Regions from separate parts of the Homo sapiens genome. Here region 1 is linked to region 2. Evidence: chromatin loops called from intact Hi-C (ENCODE). Cell type or tissue: A673. All regions are shown on one strand. Links, peaks and the distances in the headings refer to the core of each region. The heading gives the core; the rest is flanking DNA. Region 1 has its middle 78 kb from the start of KCNJ3. Region 2 overlaps GALNT13 (polypeptide N-acetylgalactosaminyltransferase 13).

Region 1 (5,392 bases), core at 136-5,135, 170 kb after region 2:
TTTGACATTTAGTACTAATACTCTATAAACGGCTATTCGATAAGAACAGGAAGAACTTAAATTGGACATTAGCTAGTGAATGACTAGAAATTCTATCAGGATCTGTTCATTTAATTTTGTCTTGTCCTTTCAGAAAATGAATCTATAATTTATAACTCTCAGGAAAAAAATATTGAAATCTTCACATAGCTCTATTGATTCAAATTTTAAGATATATAGATGTTAAAACAATCTTATAATAAAATTATCACACCATTAAGATGGTTACCAGGAAGACTTCAGCATTTTTACTAGTTCTTTGTTTTACTTTTTTCTCTTAGTGGTTTTTTTTTTTTTTTCCCAGTCTCTCTAATTATCACCTATTCCATCTATAGGCATCTTAATCAGTTTTGGCCATACACATTTACTCAGAATTCCAGAAGAAAATTAGATTGTATAATACATGGTTGATTTCCCTTTATGTTAGCTTGACAAATAGCAAGTGACAAGATTAGCCATCCAGGAATCCACAATTAAAGACTATGGTTTAATTATAACCATGTTAATCAGACTGGCAGAATTTTTTGCCCAGTCCTCTGATAAACCAATAACAAAAATTACCAAAGTCTTCTTTGGTATAAAGAGAGGCAAGGATAATTTGTGAAAATAATAGCTTTTGCTTGAAAGATATAGAGGTTTACTCATTATGTTTTCTAGAATGTTTTCATTATATTTTCTAAAATAAGAGAATTAGCTTATGGTGTGAGATTCGGGGTTCTGGATTTTTAGAATTTTAACTGCTTTCAATGAAAAAGATTCATTATGCACAATACTGTTGTTATGACCATTTTACTTTTTTTTTTTTTTATCATTTACAAACAAGGACAGCACATGTTTTAAGTGATGCTTCTTTGCACTATCCATGACCTGTGAAACTGCTATTACCATCAGTGAAAGGATGAAGGAAATCATCTGACCTTGGAAAATAGTAACCATTTACCTTTAGTCACCAACACTTTCTTGTGATGAGATGTTCTGTTAGTGGCTGTACTTATACTTGTTATCTCAGTGTAAATGACTGTGTACTGTTTCCTTCATACACTGATTTGCAGATGTGCAAATTAGAGAAGTCTACTAGCTAGCATTCCTTTTCACCCAAACTGCAGAGGAGAGATGCTTTCACTCTGTTAGTTATATGATTACTTTGCTGAGACCATTTAATGCTAATATGCGCTTTTGTCTGCATTCATCTTTTTGCTTTTAGTTCTGCCAGCATAGTCAGTTGTTACCCCCTCCTCATGTGCCTCAGCCTTGCTATTGGAGCCATCTACCTAGCTGACTTAATCTCTATTTCCATAGAAAATAGACATGTACAAGTTTAGTAATTCCCTATGACATGGCAAAAAAAAAAAAAAAAGCCCTGTAGAGACTTGTAAACTATTCTTTAAAAGCACCTAAGAATGAAATGTCACATTGCATGATAAGAATAGTTAGTGATGCCTGTAATCCCAGCACTTTGGGAGGCCGAGGCGGGCGGATCACGAGGTCAGGAGATCGAGACCATCCTGGCTAACACAGTGAAACCCCGTCTCTACTAAAAATACAAAAAAAATTAGCCGGGCGCGGTGGCAGGTGCCTGTAGTCCCAGCTACTCGGGAGGCTGAGGCAGGAGAATGGCGTGAACCCGGGAGGTGGAGCTTACAGTGAGCTGAGATAGCGCCATTGCGCTCCAGCCTGGGTGACAGAGCAAGACTCCGCAGCCCCCACCCCCCCCCCCCCAAAAAAAAGAATAGTTAGTGATGTGACACAATTAATGGTCTATGCTAGAAGTGCCATAGTGAGGCTTTTCATATTTTTAGTCATCAGTCATTCATTGAATATGTATTAATACATGTGTGTATTAGAGTTCTCCAGACAAACAGAACCCATAATATATATAAAGATATAAAGAGAGAGACGTATTAGGAGGAATTGGCTCATGAAAGATTACGGAGGCTGAGAAGTCCCACAATCTTTCTGCAAGCTGGAGGCTCAGGAAAGCTGGTGGTATAGCTCCAGTTAAAACCTGAGGCCTGAGAAGCAGTGGAGCTGATGATGTGCTTCCAGTTAAAGGCCAAAATCCCGAGAAGCAGGCAGCTGCTAGTGTCAGTCCTGGAGTCTGAAGGCCCAGGAACCAAGATCACTGATGTCTGAGGGCAGGAGAAGATGAATGTCTCAGTTTAAGCAAAGAGAGCAACTTCGCCCTTTCTCTGCCTTTTTATTATTTTCAGGCCCTCAATAGGTTGAATGGAGCCCATTGGTGAGGGCAGATCTTCTTCACTCAGTCCGCTGATTCAAATGCTAATCCCTTCCAGGAACACCCTCATAGACGCACCCAGAAATAACGTTTTACCAGCTATGTGGGCATAGCTGAACTGACACAAAAGCTGACACAAACTGACACAAAAGCTTAACTCTAACAACAACACATCTTTCTTTCTTTCTCTCTCTTTCTTTTTCTTTTCCTTCCTTCCTTCCTTCCTTCCTTCCTTCCTTCCTTCCTTCCTTCCTTCCTTCCTTCCTTTCTTCCTTCCCTCCCTCCCTCCCTCGCTCTCTCTTCCTTCCTTCCTTCCTTCCTTTCTCCCTTTCTTTCTTTCTTTCTTTCTTTCTTTCTTTCTTTCTTTCTTTCTTTCTTTCTTTCTTTCTTTCTTTCTTTCTTTCTCTTTCTTTCATACCATTAACTGTTCAGTCAGAAAGTAAAAGTCATAATAAAGTATTTTGATAGACATTATAGTCTACATTCAGACAGACCTATGTTTGAATCCTGACCCATTCTCTTACTAGTAAGTTTACTTAGCTTCTATGAAATGGGTTTTACCTTTTGGGATTATTCTGAGGATATGATAAATTGATAAGCTTAAAGTGGCAACCAGGGTCTTACTGAATCTGGGTCCCACTCTTGGGTGTGTAGTTGTGGGAAATAAGCTACTTCCTGAAGCTCTAATGCAGATACATTTATATCGTAGATTCCCTGAGGACTGTAAATCACATCGCTATGTTGAAGATGTTTGGTGTTAAGGACATAGCAGTACAGGATTGTGATGCCATGGAGCTAATATAAATAGGATAAGTAGTTTCATTCTATGTATAGCCATGGGCAGGAGGAGGTGGATGTCCCTTTGGATATTTATGTCATACCTTAAAAAATCACATTGCTTCAAAAATAATTTTCACTTTATAATTCATTTATACTTACTTTTTTATTAAGTAACTTTCAGTCATATAAAATAAAATTTACAATGGTAATGATAATAAAAATAGAAAATCACTAACTAGTAAACAAGTGGTCAATATTATATATAATATAAAATTATATATTTTATATATAATGATATTATTAATTATTAATTGATATATATTTTAATATGATATATATTATAAATGTAAAAATACATATGGTTTTATATGTGTGTGTGTGTGTGTATACACACACACACACATATATTTGCCTTTATGTTAGTTTCCAAGCTCCTTTTAACCAGGGTAAGATTGGCAAAACAAGTTGCAGTATTTTATTATCAGAAGGGAGGACATATATATGTGTGTATATATATATATATAATTCATTCAGTTGAAATAAAATTTTTCACATGGGACTTTGAAGCAGACATATAAAAGGCAATCTCATCAATGATAAATTTATGAAAAATATAGAAGCAAATTTACTATAACTATTTCAACTACTTTACAAATTCTGAAGATACAACAAGTGTTTACAATTCAGTGAGAATTATACTAAGAAGCACTAAGATAATGTGATCCAGGCATATGTCTTTCTGGTGGTCCAAGCAAGAAGTGAATGCAAATGAGAAAATACTGATTGTAGTAGATAAAGAATGGAAAGTATTTCCCTTAAACAACTTTCCATCTGCTGAAATTTTAAGAGTGAGTGATTTGATGTGGCTTAGTAATGTCAGTGTTCTACAGTGCTAAGAATAAAATTAGATTCTTTAGAGACTGAGATGACATTAGGAAAGTCAAGAAATATATCTATTGTTCTGTCTTCATTAAATATCTTCTACCTCTATGTATGTGGTTCAAGAGAATCCCAAAATTGTGTTTAATAAAGGTTTTACAAATAGCTTTTCTACATTCCTTTATCTGTTATTACATTTGATTGGTTTTTAATTGTTTTTGATTGTCTCCCTTTCCCCTTCTTGGAGCATCTCTCGCTGTACTCTCTCCCTGACTCTCGGTGATTACCCAGGTCCTACTTCCTTAGTAGATGAGGCCTGTGTTCTTTAGTTCATCAATTGCTTACACTTCTAACTATAACCTTATCTGATTCTCAACTATCTCTGTCTCCTTGCCTTTAATCACAAATGGTGCAGGGTACTTCTCTTTCTTCAGGTCAAACCAGGTCAACTCAGGGCAATCTCCTGTGATCCTGACTTCCATCTCTTAAGAGACTGTGAGCTCTTCAAGGTCAGTTATTATGTCCTAACCACTTTGGTCTTCTCTAGCAGGTGTATAGTTGGCCTCCTTATGTCCCCTGGGCCTTACCATCTGAATCACTAAACTGGACGTTCTTTGCTTGGGCTTGCTCTAGCACCTGTGCACTCTAGTCACATGCACTGCATGTGGAGATCCTAGAGAATTAATCCCTCCCTTCCCCCAACCCAGGTTCAGCCCTCAAATGATGACTTCTAAAAGTTGGTATATACATATTCCAGCCCTCTTGCTCCTCAGGCAGGATAACTAGGATGAACGTGCTCTACACTGGCTACCAGAATTCACCAGCCTGATTCAATTCTAGTTGACCCACAGTAATGCTTAATAATGTACCTTTCATCAGTTTTCATCTTTTCCCTGTTTCTCTTTGCTTTCCACTTCCCCTACCCAGGTGTTTCCCTGGATCACTTCCCAAGGAAATAACTTGCAAACAAATCTTAGTTTCTGGGTTTGCTTTCAGGGATATATATAAAAAAAAATGTTTTCTACACCCAACTCTGAGACTATCACATAGAGCATTATAAGTGTTTGTTGAGTGAATAAATGAATAAAATTAACAAATCATGAATCTTGCCATGTTACTTGAATTCATATGAGCTAAACTGTATTTTAAGGTTTTAAATAACTCAGCTACTATTCTTGCCATATTTGCACTACACGTTATTCAGTATCTTGTCTGTATTGTAGTAAACTTAGATTATCTTTGCTATAAATTGCTTTACCATGTCAATACATATTCTTTCATGTTAATATTTTTCTAGATTGTAAAACATTCCCAGATTAAAGCACGTGCAGTCTACATGCCAGGAATGGTTCACAAATAGCAGAAGTTTAAGCTAGTAATGCCAGCTTTATCTGCAAAACAGATCACAATGACAATTGCAAGCTTCTGCTGTTGATGTTGAAAACATACGTTTGCTGT
Region 2 (5,392 bases), core at 328-5,327:
TTTTTATGTTATATTTTTAAGATTCTTAAAAATACAGACCAAACTATTGTAAGGATTTTATCAAGTAAGACAGATTATTTTTTGCTCTGATAATCACTTTCTACAATGAGTGTCTTACAGTCACAGATACTATAGCTTGTTTAGTATTTTGAAATGGGAACATCTCTAGCAGTTTTGTTCATTTGGGTCACAGCTGTGCCATCTATTTGCATGTTTACCAAATGGTTACTGAATAACACATGCCTAAGAAAACTAAGCTTTTGCAAAAGCTTGTTAATATTTGCAGTCCTCAACTGAACTCGGAGCTCACAAATGGGCTTTTTGCAAAGGAGCCTGAATTCTTGGCAATGCTTGATAAATGTCAGTCAGTTTCTTTAGCCATCTGCAAATAAAGGTATATTAGACAATGATGACTTCATAACAGTCAAAGATGTATAATAATTAATCCAGGGACACCTGTGCACAGTTCCTTTTACAAAGCTATCACAGTGTATTATACTATAAAAATCATAAAGGATTTTTTAAAGAACAGATTTTATCTGATGTGCTAGCAAAGCTAAAGACGAAATAAGCTGCACTGATTATTGGTTATCTTTTACAGAGACTCACGTTGCGACATGTTAACAGTAACCAATGTCTCGATGAACCTTCTGAAGAAGACAAAATGGTGCCTACAATGCAGGACTGTAGTGGAAGCAGATCCCAACAGTGGCTGCTAAGGAACATGACCTTGGGCACATGAAGATCATGTCCTCCAAGCCATGAAAGTGTCTACGCTTTTGTTTTTCCATTATTTCAATTGGGGGAAAATATTAACTTTGCTGAATTGAAAGTTTTAAAAATCCTTTTAGTATTCTAAAACACAATTGTTTCTAATTCGTTTCTAGAAATGTTTGCTTATTTCCCTACTAAAATTTGTATCTGATCAAAGCACATAAGAATATAAATAATAGCAAACTACTATTAAACAACAGAACAACTTGTAAAACAAATTGTGTTTGCTTTAAGAAAAATGTTTATTGCACTCATGTCATAGGGTTAATTGGAGGTTATTTTATTTTTGGTTGTCATGGTGATTGAAAGAGATAATGTAAATGCCTTATAAAATCTTCATTATGAAATATTATCAGTTGCTTTATAAACTCACTCTTTTTATGGATCCTTCATGGAAACATGTTTGATTTCTGTGTCTACAACAGGGCCACATATTAAATTACTTCTGAATGGTGAATTCATCTTACAAAATGTTCCAAGTTTTGGACAAGGAAAAACATTACATTGGATATTGAATTCATGGAGCCTTTACAGAAGCATCACATTTAAACCAATGTGAATTCAAAAAAGAGAAGGAAACTTTTTAAATTCAATTTAGAGTACATAAAAAAAGAAATCCGCGAAGCATTGAGGGGAACAAGATGAGTCTAATCCGCAGCACTTCGATCACTGTGAGAGAACTCAAAGTGGGTTGCAATCATTCCTAACACAGGCTGAAACTAAACAATCTTGCTCCTAGAGTTTATGTTGGATACTCAATTCTTAACCAAAATCTTGGTCTCCACAAACTCTACCATCCCTTTTCTCTTCACTCTATAGACAGTGGCATGCCATTGATGCTGTACAGAATTGCAGGTGAAAGGGAGAATTTTAGACTTAATTTTTAACTCTATTGCACTTAAAGATTTTAGTTAGGTTACCACTGTCATTTTCATTTTCTATGTTAAAGAATACCTTTCAGTGCTGTGCTCCAGTATCTAAAAATTTTATCACCAGGGGAATAAACTCAATACACATTCATTAAACTTTTGTTGTAATTAAACTGCTATATATTGTTTGCCATATATTATGGCCCAAGGAATATAGTTATAATCAGGCTACATTCACATTTTCTTTTCTCATCTTAAAACCCTTTATGTTCAAAATACATTAGCAGAGGCCATGAAAGTGAAAAAAAATCAGATTTTTGCTAGTAAGTTTTTATATTTGACATCATTTTAAATGCTCAAAGAGTTGCCCTATATATGCATGTTATCCATTATAAATGCACTCAGCAGCTAAGAGAAATTTGAGAGGAAAAGTGGAAGAAGTGTTTTCTGGAGCAGAAGATTCCACTTCTTTGGTCCTCATCTTTACTTAAAAAGCTCTTATAGAAAGGATTAATCATTTTGACTGCATACAAACTATGTCTCTGACATGCACATACACTGCTTTATAATGAAAATGAGGACACTTTCTGATGGTCAGTAAAATCTTAAATGATTTTTGCCACTGGTATTCCTTCCTCTTTTGACTTTTTATTGGTACAACTGTAGGGAAGAATCTACAACCTGGAGCATTTCAGGTTTGCTCTTTAAATATAGACACCCCTCACCATGAGCTCTCTGTGAATCCGTGAATTTCCTAAAATTGTAAGCAAAATGTTGAATATCAGGGCATTTTTTTTTCTGAGGTGGGAGTATGTCACTCACAGCAAACTTGGAAAGAAGGCTATGACTCCCAAGAGGCAGTGAACCATTGCCTTAAATTAATAGCAGCCTCTCAAGTCCATTGAGGCCTCATGTAAAATTCCCATTTTTCATCTTTACACTCCTTTTCTCCCCTCATTTCCTCTTCTCCTTACTAAGGTAAAAAGACCCTGCACAGCATTATTACTTAAGTTGAAAAAGCTTCAACTCTCAAGGACTCATGTATACCATATGTTCCACTTATTGCTTTGTTAGTCAAAATGCATGTTATGTAGAAAATGGTCAATGGCAAATTTTTATAAATACAGCTACCCCATCAAAGCTGAACTTGAAACGTTTTAGCAGAATTTTAAATATGTGAAAGTTCATTGTGGTCATGGTGAGAAAACTAAAACTACATGAGTTTCATGTTAGAAAAGAATTTTTAAACAATCTTCAGATGGCTTGAACACGTGCCATTATAGTATCTAACAAAAAGTGGCATAAAATATTACAAAACATCCAACACTAGAAAGCAATGACTAACATTTAATTTGTTTACAAAAATGTTTATTGTCTTCAGTACAAAAAGTTAAAACCATGATTGGATTCATAATGCACTTGTCTTATCCCTTATTTATGGAGCTAGACTGACATATTTCAAACCAATCTCTTCTGTGGTCTTCTCCATCTCAGTTAATGCAACTTCAACCTTCCAGATGCTCAGGTCAAAAACTGAAAGTTGCTTTTGACTCCTCTATTTCTGTTTCAACTCTCGTCTAATCCAACAGCAAATCCCCTTGATGCTACCTTTGAAATATAACTAGAAAAGAATGACTTGCCACCATATCCACTAGGTGTCACTACCTCTAACCTTTTTAATCGCAATATGCTTATTATTTAGTTCCCTAATTTCCCAGTCCTTGTCTTGAACAATCTTTTCTCAGTACAACAGCCATAGTGATTCTGTTAACCATGAATTTGATTGTGTCACTTCCCTGCTCACAATCTTCCAATGACTTCTCCCTCCGGTGGCCTTCAAGGTCCTTTATGAGTGTTACCCCTCTACACGTCCACACCACTCACCACACATACATACACATGCACACACACACACATGCAATTCTACCTTTTTCTAACACCATCTCTTATCTCTCATTATTCTGCCTCTTACTTACCCTATTATGGCTCCCAAGAAAGTTCCTGCTTTAGTGTTTTGTTCCCTCTGCCCCAGAGAGCTCCCCTTAGTGATCTCAGTTCAAATATTATCTTATCAGTAAGACAAACCCTTCTCCCATCTGCCTTCCCTATCCCCTGTACCTGACAATCTATGAGTTTGCTTCTTTATTTCTGTCTATACTTCCCCCTCCCCAGCCCCAAACATGCCCATCACATGCCCTAGAAGGTAAGTCCCATGAAGGCAGGGGCTTTGTCAGTTTTGTTCATTTGGTATTTCTGGCATATATATTCTCTAAATATTTCTTGAATTAATGAACTGAAAAATGTGTGTTAAAGTTGCTAAGTGTAACTGTATCATACTTTTTTTGTATTTTAAATTTTAAAATAAAGGCTAATATATTTAGACAGGATTTCCAAAAACTTTGTCTTCAAATTTTAATTTTCTTCCTAATATTCTTCACATTAAACTATGGACTCTAATTTTCTGGATAAAATATCCTGCCTTATGGAAATGAAATATGAAATTTTATTAAAATGCTGCTATATTACATAAGTTGCTTCATTAAGCTAAAAATGGTTTTTATTTTTTGGTTGTGTCCAATGGCCACTTGAAGGTATAAGATTTTGACTTTCAGAGGAGAGATATCACTGTCTTAAAAATTATGTATTTTCATGATTTCTTAAGAACTATTACTAAATTTATCTTCTAAGTGCAGTCAATGGAATAAACACAGAGATTTTTAAAGGACTTTACAGATGACCTTGTCTTAGTTTCTCTGTTTATAGATAATAAGACTGAAACCCAGATATGTAATATAACTTTTCTAAGGATCATATATCTAAAGTGGTGTTGCCTGGACCCCTTATTGTTAATATAAACTAATACTGTCACTCAAAAAATTATAGAAATGGAACAATAATGGAAAAATATCTTCATTAAACATGTTATGGGGCCAGGCATGGTGGCTCACGCCTGTAATCCCAGCACTTTGGGAGGCTGAGGTGGGCGAATCACTTGAGTTCAGAACTGCGAGACCAGCCTGGCCAACATGACGAAACCCTGTCTCTACTAAAAATACAAAAATTAGCTGGATGTGGTGGCACGCACCTGTAATTCCAACTACTTGGGAGGCTGATGTGAGAGAATTGCTTGAACCTGGGAGGCAGAGGCTGCAGTGAGCCAGGATCACACCACTGCACTTCAGCCTCAAGACTGTCTCAAAAAAAAAAATTATGATTAGTATATTGATTCTTTAGAAATATTTAAATTCTTACTAGTCATTTAAATAAAATTAGTTCTTTAAAATAATACAAGCACTAAGACCTACAGCAGAAATAAACTAGAAACAGCATGATTACAGGAACATCCAAGCATCATTTGGCAAACTGGGTTTCAGGGAAGCAAAGCCTTTTCAGTAGTAACTAATGGAACATACTCACTTTCATTTTCCTTCTAATTATCTTCAGGTTAAAAGTAAGGTTTGGCCTACAGCTTGCACAGAGAATTAGACCACCTATTACTGTGAAGATTAGGTTCTATGTTATGGAGCTTCAAAGACTGCAGGGAAATCAGCAGAGATTTCTAGGCTTCCCAGTGGAGCTCTGTAAACTCTGGTAAACACAATCCATAAATTTGATTTTGCCATGGTGCTTAGAAACAGTCTAATAAAAAGGAAAAAAGTGTACAGAGAGAGAAAAATAACTACACTAAAACAGAACTGTTTTTACCTTTTTAAAAAATTTGGTGGGAGGTTAGGATCATATTCTGAATT

What was found. Hi-C counts contacts between places; a loop is a spot of excess contacts. Peaks named below come from ENCODE experiments on the same cell type or tissue, not always from the same donor. Only the 100,000 strongest peaks of a DNase experiment are listed, where the experiment ranks them.
Region 1: it touches region 2 in a loop (6-fold over the local background); 24 of 110 quality-filtered maps call a loop at or near these places.

What each region holds. Positions count from the first base shown.
Region 1 is chr2:154,618,383-154,623,774 of GRCh38, forward strand. No RefSeq gene overlaps it. Among named protein-coding and RNA genes, the nearest start is that of KCNJ3, 78 kb to the right of the region's middle. In A673, for the core only: no CTCF peak of the experiment used is centred there; DNase peaks (open chromatin) are centred at 2,329 and 2,949; H3K27ac peaks cover 478 bases.
Region 2 is chr2:154,449,810-154,455,201 of GRCh38, forward strand. GALNT13 (polypeptide N-acetylgalactosaminyltransferase 13) reads left to right here. Exons shown (of 13, transcript NM_052917.4): 13 at 602-4,170. The coding sequence ends at 742. GALNT13-AS1 (GALNT13 antisense RNA 1) reads right to left here. Exons shown (of 5, transcript NR_161181.1): 3 at 4,729-4,833. Among named protein-coding and RNA genes, the nearest start is that of GALNT13-AS1, 4.9 kb to the right of the region's middle. RefSeq lists an enhancer at 207-351 and a cis regulatory region at 272-285. In A673, for the core only: a CTCF peak has its summit at 3,294 (motif pointing right); a DNase peak (open chromatin) is centred at 3,322; H3K4me3 peaks cover 243 bases.